3 separate regions of the Mus musculus genome follow, and all the other regions are linked to region 3. A link is a contact called in ENCODE POLR2A ChIA-PET data. All regions are on one chromosome and are shown on one strand. Each heading gives the region's core, a stretch centred on a gene start or an enhancer-like site at or near the end of the contact. The rest is flanking DNA. Distances are from core to core; before and after follow the strand shown.

The links. ChIA-PET counts read pairs that join two places held with the same protein, here RNA polymerase II (POLR2A).
Region 1: POLR2A ChIA-PET joins it to region 3 with 22 read pairs in Patski. The contact joins the promoter of Men1 here to the promoter of Ppp2r5b in region 3. POLR2A ChIA-PET finds 5 or more read pairs at or near these places in 4 of 5 experiments (Patski and embryonic stem cell).
Region 2: POLR2A ChIA-PET joins it to region 3 with 18 read pairs in Patski. The contact joins the promoter of Sf1 here to the promoter of Ppp2r5b in region 3. POLR2A ChIA-PET finds 5 or more read pairs at or near these places in 4 of 5 experiments (Patski and embryonic stem cell).

What each region holds. Positions count from the first base shown.
Region 1 is chr19:6,333,512-6,337,523 of GRCm38, reverse strand. It overlaps Men1 (multiple endocrine neoplasia 1), which reads right to left and starts at 2,511. Exons shown (of 10, transcript NM_001168489.1): 1 at 2,442-2,511; 2 at 1,619-2,079; 3 at 591-799; 4 at 243-371; 5 at 5-45. The coding sequence starts at 2,063.
Region 2 is chr19:6,361,819-6,365,640 of GRCm38, reverse strand. Sf1 (splicing factor 1) reads right to left here and starts at 1,951. Exons shown (of 13, transcript NM_001110791.1): 1 at 1,523-1,951. The coding sequence starts at 1,553. Gm14966 (predicted gene 14966) reads left to right here and starts at 1,931. Exons shown (of 3, transcript NR_168058.1): 1 at 1,931-2,034.
Region 3 is chr19:6,233,917-6,237,676 of GRCm38, reverse strand. Ppp2r5b (protein phosphatase 2, regulatory subunit B', beta) reads left to right here and starts at 1,837. Exons shown (of 14, transcript NM_198168.3): 1 at 1,837-2,165; 2 at 2,578-3,044; 3 at 3,704-3,760. The coding sequence starts at 2,846.

The sequences.
Region 1 (4,012 bases), core at 1,262-3,761, 99 kb before region 3:
TGACCTTTCCAGATGTCCGAGGTCATACAGCAGCCAGAGCAGCTTCTAGAGCCAAAGGGAGAGGGGCGTGGTAAGTAGAAGGGAGCCCCAGTCAGCTAGAGAAGTGACCAGAGGAAACAGCGCCCTCCCACCACAGAAGGGCTAGGAGTAAAGACTCACAAAGCCCTTCGTGTGCATTGGAAAGGATCAGTTCTCTGTACAGAAGGGGAAGGGAAGGTCCTGGGCTGGGGCAGTCTCCTCACCTGCTGTAGTTGCAACAGTTCCAAAGAGTCAGTGTGAAGATCGATGGAAGGGTTGATGGCACACACCATGAACGCCACCTCCATCTTACGGTCGCAGCGCATGTACGACCCCTTCAGGTACAGCCAGCTCTTGGAAAGGGAGAAAAGCAGACATCTCAGGATGTACCACCTTGAGCCTGCTCTAGGGCACAGCAACGTAAATCAATTCACCTGCCCTGCCTCCGCCCCCCGCCTTGGTACATAAACACAGAGGGACAGTGGTAGGGGAGCCTGGCCTGGGGAGCAGAATCCCTCAGGTCACTTAGACTCACAGAAGGAAAAGGGCACAATGGAGGGAAGATACAATACCCGCTCAGCCACACCGGCATTGACTGTCTGGCCTCTGCGGTCCTCGTTGCCTTTGCCGTGCCACGTCACCTCAGCTGTCTGCTCCCCGTTGGGCCCAAACACCACCCAAGCATGATCTTCAGACAGGGCCAGATGGACATCTCTGAGACCCAGAGCCTGGCAGGCCCCTACCACTGCAAAGGCCACGCCCGAGCTGTCCAGTTTGGTGCCTGTGGTAAAGGGCAGTCATGAGAGCTCTGTCCTGGAAGAAGGGAGCCATGCCCCCTCTAGCACCTCTCAAGCCTGTATCCAGGCATCACACACCCTATCCACTATGTTCACCCTTTTATGCTCGCAGCAGCTCCCTCCCAATAACCCAACCCCAGAACCCTTCTGGATCTCAGGTCCACCCAGCCAGAAACTGCCCCTCCCTTTTCTACACCAAGTACTTCTGTTAACATAATGACTTAACCCAGTGTCTATTGTACAGCTATCAGACTGTGTCAAGGAGAGCAAGCCCATGACCCCACGAACCCCCACCCCTCCCTTCTTCATGTTCTGATTTATCTCTGCACTTTTTTCCTCAAAGCTCACAAGAGGCCTCAGATGCTTGCTCAGTACATTGCACGGAGAGCTGAAGCACTTTGTCCTTAGTCAAGCCCGTGCTTCCTTTCAAAATATTTTCAAAGGTATAATCTTAATTGTCTCAAATGTACCCACCCATTTGTCCTACCTCCCCAGTCTGCTACCACCTTCTTTCCCCATATGTTGGGCTGCCAGATCCCTCTGGCTATTCAATGGCAGGGCTGGGACTGTTGAAAGACTGGGGAGTAAAAGCTGGCACCAAATGACCAGGTTCCAGTCTCAGCCCTGTCATTCTGACATTCCCCTCTTCAGAATTCTCTTTCCACAACTGCGAAGGAGAAATAATACCTGCCCCACCACACAAGGTTTACAAGTCTCAAAAGGGCTATAAGCCATATTGTTCAGACATGAGAAGAGGTAAGACAACACTCATTTGCTCTCCTGACCACCTGTCTGACTCCAACCTGTGATGAAGCTGAAGAGGGACTGGATGTGGGCCCGGTCCTTGAAGTAGGAGCGGCTGAGGCTGTTCCATATGACATCCGAGACCTTTTTTACCAGTTCGCGACTAGAAACACCTCCCTCTCGAGGATAGAGGGAGAGGTCCACAGCGCCGCGGATCTGAGCGGTGAATCGGGCATAGAGGGCAGCAATGATGGATAGGTCGGCCACCGGGAAGTAGGTGAGGCCACCAGGAGGGTCGGGTGCGGGGCTGGGCTGGAAGGTGAGCTCCGGCACGTTGGTGGGGATGACACGGTTGACAGCCAGGAAATGCTCCACGAAGCCCAGGACCAAGGACAGGAGCACCAGGTCAGGCTCCTCTCGGCCCAGCTCTGCAGCAAACAGGCGCACCACGTCGTCGATAGAGCGCAGAGGGAACAGCGTCTTCTGGGCGGCCTTCAGCCCCATGGCGGCGGGCGGTGGCCTGCGGGCGAGCCGAGGGAGGGAGGGTCGGGCTCGGCGAGAGAGCCCCCTCCCAGGCTCGGCTAAGGCTCTACCCTCCGCCACAATTCTGCTTCGCCAGCCGCTTCGTCCTGTGCTCACGGGCGGCGGCTCGGTTTCTGAGACCCTTCAACCAAGGCTATATAGGGCCTTCTAGTTCCTTACAATTCCGGGACCCCCAGCCCCGATGAGGCTGCTCCCAAAGACCTATTGGGGACCCTCAAAGGCCGCCCCTCCAGTCCCTACAATCTCTACCCGGCCCTCTGGAGCCTGTCCAGAAGGCAAACCCAAACCAGCCTCCCACAAGTCCCAAGGAGAGTCCCGGCTTCGGTCCCCCGCGCCCACCTCCGCGCTTACATCCCACACAAGGCACCGCGGCGCCCGCCGCCTGAAGCCTGCTGGGAAATGAAGTCCCGCGCCTCCTATGGCCGCACTGCCTGCTGGGAAATGGGGAGTCCTTGCTCACCCGGCCCTCTCTAAATCTGAAAATGACAGCCAAACCCGCAATGGCTTATGGAAGAAGTAGTCCTGCTGCTCCAGGGCGGGTAAGCTGAGCTCCTCAACGATTGGTCATCTAGGATCACGCCAGAAGAAGTTCCTCCGTGACTTCTGGGAGATTGTAGTCCTAGGATTAAACTCAGGCGCAGTAGCGCCCCTGCAGTGTGTATTATGGCCAGTTTAAGATGTGAGGGAAACTGTTGCTCTAAAACACTACAAGGAGGCTGGAGACCTGGTTCAGCTGTTCAGAGCACTTGTTGCTTTTGCAAAGGACCTGGGATCAAGTTTAGGTCCCCACACCCACATTGTGGCTCACCATCTGTAACTCCACTTCCAGAGGACCCATGCTTTTCTCTGACCTCCACCAAGCTTGACTTGGTGCACACACATAAAAAGGCAGACGAAACATCCACACCTAAAAAGAATGCAAGGCTGAACACAGTACGGCGGAGGCAGAAGGATTTTGGTGAGCTCAAGGCAAGACTGGTCTATGATCCAATACCAGTCCTTGAAATTAGAGGCAAGGAACTCAGGGTGGACTTCAGAGATGACTCAGAGTTAAGAGCCCTGGCGGCTCTGGCTCAGGACCCTGCGTTCCCAGTATGTACATGTTTGCTCACAACTGGGTCTTTAGCCCCACTTTAGGAGGTCCAATGTTCTCTGCTGTCCTCTGCAGGCTCCAAGCAGGCACCTTATGCACACACATAGGTAAAATAAAATTAAGGAAAGAAAAGAAAAAAAAAATCAGGAAGTTCAAGGTCAGTTTTACCTTAGACAGGATCTTGCTTTTTAGTTCAGACTGGCCACAGACTCACAATATTCCTGCCTCAGCCTCCACCATGCTGGGATTATAGATGTTCACCACCAGTCCACATGGCACCACCCCTCCCACAAGGCTTCATGACCTCATCTTAATTCACGAAGTCTGTAATGACCCTGTTTCCAAAACGAAGTCTTTTTGTCTGAGACCAAGACCTCAATAGATGAAGCTGAGGAGATGATGTAGCAGCTGAGAGCCTTTTGTTGTACCAGTAGGAGGACCTGAGTTCAAATACCCAGAATTCACTTATACGTTTGGAATCCTAGCATTATAGGGCATGGATGGGGAATGGGGTCAGTGTGGGGGTTAAAGGGAGGAGGGTCTTGGGACTTCCTGCCTAACGACCTAGCTGCAGGTTCAGAGAGAGAGCCTGTGTAAAGGGAAGAAGACAGAGAGAGTCATAAAGAAGGATATGTGATCTTTCTGTTTTCCACATCTGAGCAGCTCCTTACACAGGTGTAAAGACACCACACACATATACAAGCAGAACCTCTTCCTTTCTTTCTTTCTTCCTTTCTTCCTTCCTTTCTTTCTTTCTTTCTTTCTTTCTTTCTTTCTTTCTTTTTTGGTTGTTTGTTTGTCTGTTTTGTTTTTTGTT
Region 2 (3,822 bases), core at 702-3,201, 130 kb before region 3:
GGCAGAAATATGAACCAGAAGGCAAGCAGTTCATGATAATTAAAACTAAACTGAAATCACCTAAATTTTTAAAAAGAAAGAAATCTCAGAGGTCAGAGAAAACAAGCAGCCATTTTAAAGATCCTCCTGTCAGGAAAGTTAAGGAACAGTTCACATTTAGTTCTTTTAAAACGAAAATACTAGAGAATGTAACAAGGAACACATTTCTTTTGTAGTGTTAACATCAGAGTTTTTGCATATATTGGGTAAGAGCTCTACCACTGATGCATATCTCCAACTCTTTGGATCTTTTGTTTGTTTTTTGAGACAGAAGTCCCTTTAGAGAACCCTGGCAGTCTTAAACTATGTAGACTGGCATCAAACTCAAAGCCCCACCTTCCTCTGCCTCCAGAGTGCTAGGATTAAAAGCATGAACCATCATGCCCTTGCTTCCAAGACTTAATGCACAGAAACCCAGAATCAGAAGTGTACAGATACATATTATCAATTCTGAATGCCTTAAAGGGCAGAAAAGAGGAAACTGGAATGAGGCCCACAAAGCATTGGAACTCAAGCTACAAGAGTACACAACAAATCTCTTGCTACACATTACTGTGGGAAACATGCCATCCTTCAATATGACCATTCTTACTCGTGGAAAGATCAGTTTTCCTGACCAGTGGACACTTGTCATCAGAACTCTGATTTATTACATTCTTCCCTACATTTACCACACAAGGTTTTCTACTTCTCAGATTACAGGCCCAGAGAAAAAGCCTTTTAAAACAGCACGGGGAAAGCTGGTCACTCTGAGAACCTTCTAGAAAACAAAAGGAGAAAACCTTTAATAAATGATCGAACTCAAGCATCCCTAGTAGCCTTCCGAACTCGCCTCACTGTGAAAGGAGACACTCCTGCCACGGGGCTGCTAAAAACCATCAAGGGAGCCACTCACACCACGTCGTCCCGTGGACCTGACTCTCCTGTCCTCCATAGCAGGAGCTCAGGGGGCAACAGGTGGCTTCTTCCAAAACTACCACAATTGCGCCACAAAGCCTGAACGCCTCACTGCGTCTGCGCGAAGAACGCTTCCTCCCGCCCTTCTGGTTCTCGCGGTGCGCGTGCGCAATCGAAGCCTCCCAAACCAGGCCGCGCGTTCCCCGTGGCGCGTCCGCCCGGGCCTCCCGTGCGCGCGCGCGCGTCCTCGCCGCGTCCAACCGCGGTGGCGTTGCCCCTCCGTCGGCCGGTTCGGTTCGCCCGACGACTCTCGCGCTCTATCGGCCCGACTCACCTCCGCCGCCACCGGGCTGGCCCGGCTGCTGGTCCTGGCGCGGAGGCGACCCTCGCTGAAAAGAGCGGCGGCGGCGCGGGGGCGGCTGCTATGGCGGGTACGAGGCCGGGGGCGGCGGCGGTGACGGCACCGCCGCTAAGGACAAGGCCGTGGTTAGGGCCCCCGGCAGCGGCGTCCCGAGCGCCAATAGGCTGGGCTTGAAGCTGCCTCTGGGCCCAGGAAGTGGGGAAAGGCCTGGTAGGCCCAGCTTACCCAGCGGCGTGGCGTTCGCTCCGGTCGCCATGGCGCCCCAGGGGACCGGCAGCAGCGGTTCCTCGTCCTCCGCGGCGACTTCTCCTTCACGAACCTTCCGGGAGCTGGAGGTGGGGGGGAGGGGACCCGACTACGCGGCTGAAGAGCGCGGGGAGCCCGTCCTCTCACGCGGCGGGCGGCGGCGGCGCCAGACGCACAAAGAGGGAGGAGAAAGGACGCCGCGGGGGCGGGCTCGGGGCGGAGGGGCCGCGGCCTGGATTGGGCCGGCCCGAGGTGAGGTCGGAGGCAGCGGCCTCCGATTGGTGGAGCACTGGCTCTTTTCAATATGGGTCGGGATTGGCCGAACCGTTAGGCCCGGCGACGAAATGGCGGCGGGGCCGGGGGAACTGGGAGGTGTCGCAGCGCGCACTCCTTGTTACTGCGCGGACTGAGGCCAGAGTGGCAGGGGAATAGGAGGGGGCAAAGTCTGTGACGTGAGAGAACGGCTAGCTCATTGGCTGAAACCGATGGAGGTAAGCGCCTCGGCGTCGTAGTGCCACACGATTGGCTGAAACGATTCCCCTCCCCCAGGAGCCAGCCGCTCGAGAATGGAGAAAGCCGGGAGGAGAAGCCGGAACCAAGGCGGAGAGCAGGGGTGCGCATGCGTAGGGAGGGCACGCGTGTCCCCGCCCCCTTCCCCAGAGGGGCGGAACGGAGGCCTTAAGTGACGTTAGTCATTGTGCTAGAGGTAACTAGGGACCGCGGCGAAGGGGCGGGCTCGAGCTGACGAACAGGATACGTCGAAGCTGCAGGTAGAGTAGAGAAAGACTTCCTGTTTTCTCTGAAAAATAGTGTTACGAAATGGCTCAAAACTAGGGTAGTTGGTGGGTGTATTTAAAGACTTTATTTCATTCCGGTACAAGGTAGCCAAGTAGCCTGTCACCCGAGAACTTGAAAGGCTGAGACAGGAGAGCTGACATGAGTTTGGGGCTAACCTGGGGTACAGTATATCTGTCTCAAAAAATCCAGGTTCAATGGCACATACTAACTCTTGTAAAGGAAAAGTCAGGCGCTCCAAGTCCTTCTTGGAGAGGGGAGAGAAAGTCATTTCAAAAGTTAGTCTAAAAGTGTGCACTTCCAGGGAAATCTCAATGCGTTGGAAATTTGTTTCGGGTACCTTAAAATTACCCATAAAAATGGTAGGGAACTTGTAAATGAGACTGAGGCCAAACATTCCTTCCCATGAAATAAACATGAGAGTAATGAAACAGGTTAGCACAACATAATAGAACTGGGGATAGATAGGGTTCTCACAGAGAGGTTATTTAGACCCAGTAGGGGAAACAGTGTTTAATATGTAATTAGAGTGGCTAGAGAAATAGCAGATAAGACCAGGCACTGGCTACTCTTCCAGAGTCCCAGGTTGGATTCCTAGAACCTAAATGGTGACTCACAACCATCCGTAACTTCAGTCCCAGGATATCAGAACCCTCTTCTGGCCTCACAGGCACTGCATATATATGGTGCACAGACTTATATGCAGACAAAACACCCATATACATAAGACTAAGTAATCTTTTAAAATGATGTAGAAAAGTAGACATGTAGACAACAGAAGGTTTGGAGTAATCTAGGAATAAAGAGACTACAAAGATAAGAAACTCAAGTATGGTGGATGGTACAAGTCAACAGACTATGACAGGTAGGGAGGAAATGGCCATAGAACAGAGAAAGAGCAAATGTCTGGGCAGAAAATACAATTGAGTGGTAGAACCTAGCACATGTAACTCCCAGATTACATCAGCAGACATGTGAAAGTAGAAAAGCCAACTGTAATACCCAAGAAACCTATCAACCTAAGCAGAGGAGGGGCCAGCTCGGCAGTTAAGAGTGCTGGACAGCAGGGCGGTGGTGGCGCACGCCTTTAATCCCAGCACTCGGGAGGCAGAGGCAGGAGGATTTCTGAGTTTGAGGCCAGCCTGGTCTACAGAGTGAGTTCCAGGATAGCCAGGGCTACACAGAGAAACCCTGTCTGGAAAAACAAAACAAACAAAAAAAAAGAGTGCTGGATACTCTTCCACACCAACTAACAACCATCTCACTTCTGTTCCAGAGGATCGTGACTCCCTGTTCTGACACCTCAGGCACTGCTCTTACTGCTGATGTACAAACATACATGTAGATAAAACACTTATACACATTAAAATAATCTCTAAAGACTTAACAACGACAACAAAAGCCCCACAGTAGTAGAATACTTGCTTAGTATGGCCAAGGGCCTCGGTTCAGTCCCAAATACTGAAAACCATTATGTAGCTGGC
Region 3 (3,760 bases), core at 588-3,087:
AATACAATGACACTTTGCTAAGAGTAAGAGTGTGAAAAGAATTGGGTATTGTGGCTTACAACTTTAATCCCAGCACTTGGGACATAGGCAGATCTCTGAGTTTGGGGTCAGCCTGGTCTGCAGAGTGAGTTCCAGGACAGTCAGGGTTTTATAGAGAAACCCTGTCTCAAAACAAACAAACAAACAAACAAACAAACAAACAAACACAACCCCCAAGTTTAAAAAGAGTAAGAAAATACTTTTTAACCCGTTATCTTGCAATGCCTGTTTGAAAGCGAGTCTACTTCTGAGGTGAGTAGGAAGCTCTTGCTCTGCTTGTGGGAAGCCTCACCTCATCCTCCGCATCAAAAATTTAAAATCCCAAAGCCATTTTCTTCCACTAGTTTTCTTCCTGCATCATCTAGGCCCCTGCCAGGCATGGGTGGCTTTGGGCAGCCTGGCCTGAACACTGCAGCCGAGAGTCTGTGGAGAGCACTACCTTGTCACAGGCAGCAAGGCGTCCCTCCTGCCTTGGCCTCTGGGTTCTGGTCTGGCGGGAAGAGGCTCTGTGGGTCTGGCTTTCCCGGCTTATTATTAGGGAGTAAGGGGGAGGGAAGCCATGTCTGAGCCCTGGAGGTGGGCCAAGTGGTAGTTTAGGGGTTCCTGTTCTGTCTGGCAGGTGAAGAACAGAGCAAAACGGGAAGTGAAGATCTGCTATCTCTGAGCAAAGGGAGTACTGTCTCTGGGTAGCCATCGCTTGATCTGGGTACCCATCCATTGAGGTGCTAGACTCTAGAACAGTGTCCTCGATACAGGCTTTGGCTGTTTGTTGCTCTAAGGTGGGCACTTCTTAGGTAAACAGACTTCTTTTGCAGCACTAAGTGATCACCAGGGTCCATAAATGGGTGGGGCCAAAAAGCACCCCAATTCCCCCAACCTCATTGCTCTCTCTCTCCTGCTGCTCAGCAAGGACCAGTTTGTCACCTAGGTAAAACTTCAGGATAAAGGTCTCACAGTCATTGTAGGGAATAGAGTGTTGGCGACCAGGTACTATGAAGGGAGCCCGGGACTGCAGGCTGGGAACTTTTGGCCAGAATGCCAAACTCTTGGAATACAGCTGAGCCTTTGATACCCAGCAATGGGGTTTTGATCAAGAACTCCCCACTCTCCAAGGCACATCTTGGCACCAGAGGAGCTGGGAGGTACTGTGCCTTAGGATGGGGGCAGCTCCAGGGTAGCACCTTCTGCCCTCCTTGCTTTGGCATCCCAGGGCTGTCCCTTTAAACTACAGACCATGATGTCACCATGGACAGTAAGTGACAGGAGGGGCACTGCAGGCCGGGAGAATGGACTTCATTTCCCAAGAGCCTCTAGTGAACCACACCCCTCCCAGCAGGCGCTAACGCAAACCCGACTGTTAACCCCTCCAACGCCGGATGCAAGGGGTTTTGTAAGTGTCCGGCTTCAATCTGGGCTGAGTATGAGGAGAGAGGATGGCCTGAGGGACAGATGGCTCAGACCAAATTGTGGGCCTGGCACATCATGCTAGGTAGGACTCTGTCTTGCATTAGCAGGTTCCAACACCGAGTCCTTTTCTTTCCCTACACAGTGTCCCTTCCAGAATTCGGGAGTCCAGTTCTGAGCTGGACTCTGCCCCAGTCTGCTTGCAGGTTTTAAAATCCTCAGCTTTTCTCGGAAGTACTGAGTTCCTCCCCTAGCTCCGAGGTTACCCGTAAAGTTCGGTTGCTTCCTTTAAGCAGGGTGGGGACTACATTTCCCAGAGGCCCCGAGTCCTCCCTGACGCAGCCCCCCCTAGCGGAGGGAGGTGCGGGCCGGGAGGGGGGGAGGTGACTTGATGTCATCCTGAGCAGCTGGGCGGCGGGTGCCGGTGCGCAGCGAGCCGGGGCTCCCGCTGCGCTGCACCGCGCTGATCTGAGTCCCGGGATATCTGCCGAGGGTCGCGTGCTGCCGGGGCCCAGCCCAGAGCCCACCGAGTGCCCGACCCCTTTTGGGGCTGAGCTGGGGGCATGCTCCAGCACCCCCAGAGCCTGGGAGCGAACCCAGGAGCGCCGCCGCCCAGCCCCAGCGCCCCGAGCGGCAGAACCACCGCTAAGGACCCTTGAACCGTCGTCTCTTCCACCGAGGCAACCTCTAGGGTCGGCGACCAAAGTCTGGGTTTCTGAGAAGTGAGTGTGTACCCCAATACCACATTGAGGTTTGGAGACCAGGAAGGAGCGGGATATGAGGAGAGATGCTAGGGTCTGAAAGGGGGTGCACGAGAACAGGACCCTCATTTTTTGGGTGAGTGCACTGAGACAGGAGACATTAGTGGAGCTGGAGTCACACTGCTGTAAGGATCTGGGGATGCTAATAGAGTCCCCATCCTGAGTAGTAGCCATAGGCCGTATTTGGGGAGGGGCTACTTTAGAGCTTGGGCCTGGAAGAAGGGAGGGGCATGGTTGCGCCCTTGTTTTGGGGTCTAGCGAGGGAAGGAGGGAAAAGAAGTAAGGGAGCAACTGCACCACGCGGGCTGTCTTTGGAAAGAACCGACCTGCTCTCTGTGTCTCTCCTGCTGACCTTTCTAACCTGACTTCTCAGAAGAGCCAGCGTGGGAACCCTGACTGGAACTCTTCTGGATCCCCAGGAAAGACCTGAGCCATTGCCTTTCTACCTTACCTGCCCCCCCAGGACTGGGCAGTTGCCAGAGGCCCTGGGGGGGTCAGGACTGTGGCCGTGCCTCCCCCACCCCCTGAAACATGCTGGACAGGATGGGTCCCAGTTAGTGTGTGTGGCCTCATTCAACTTACTCCAGACCCACAAGGAGCCCCCTGGGCTCTGAAAGATTGACCCGTGTTGTCCACTGGCCATGGAGACGAAGCTGCCCCCTGCGAGCACCCCCACAAGCCCCTCCTCCCCAGGGCTGTCTCCAGTGCCACCACCAGACAAGGTGGATGGCTTCTCCCGCAGGTCCCTCCGCAGGGCCCGGCCCCGTCGCTCACACAGCTCTTCTCAGTTCCGCTATCAGAGCAACCAGCAAGAGCTCACTCCACTGCCCCTGCTCAAAGGTGAGCTGTTGTTGGTTGCCAGGGTACCCAGAAGGAAGCAAGGTAGGGGAGGACCAAGGGAGAAGCAGAGGTCTGGTAGAGTTTGGATCTCTTTTAGGCTAGGAACTCCACTGGAACTGACCCCCAATCTCCAGGCCTCTGCTGACGCATGGCCTGACTGGCCTGTCATCTCTGGAGGTGGGGCATCTGGAAGTGGTGCCAGGGGCAGGCAAGGGCCAAGGGTGGGGCACACAGCCTAGGTTTCAGGAGGCTCCTATCAGTCCAGCCAGCTGCCTAGGTCCTGGGGTAGGTGCTTGGCATGATGCCCTGTGATCACTAAATCCCACCCCCCACTTCCTGGCCCGATTTCTACTTTTGGCTCCATGTGTTGAGGGAGGTAAGTGTCTGGGGAGGGGTGGGGAATGCTTGCATACCCAGGGTTGTGATCTTGCTTTAAAGTCATGAGGTCTCTGATCCTGGATTAGAAGAGAGGACCACTTTTTCCCCTCAGCCTCCCGGGAGTGAAGGATGGGACTAGAATTGTTTGCTAGCTGTACCAGAGTACCTTGTATGGGGGCAGCTGAAGCTTCCTGGAAAGTCAGCCTGAGGGAGGTGGAGATCCATCCCGTCCAGAGCCCTTGGCGGCTAGATCCAGGAGGTCTCCCTGTCCCTCCCCGCAGATGTGCCAGCCTCTGAGTTGCATGAGTTGCTGAGCCGGAAACTGGCCCAATGTGGGG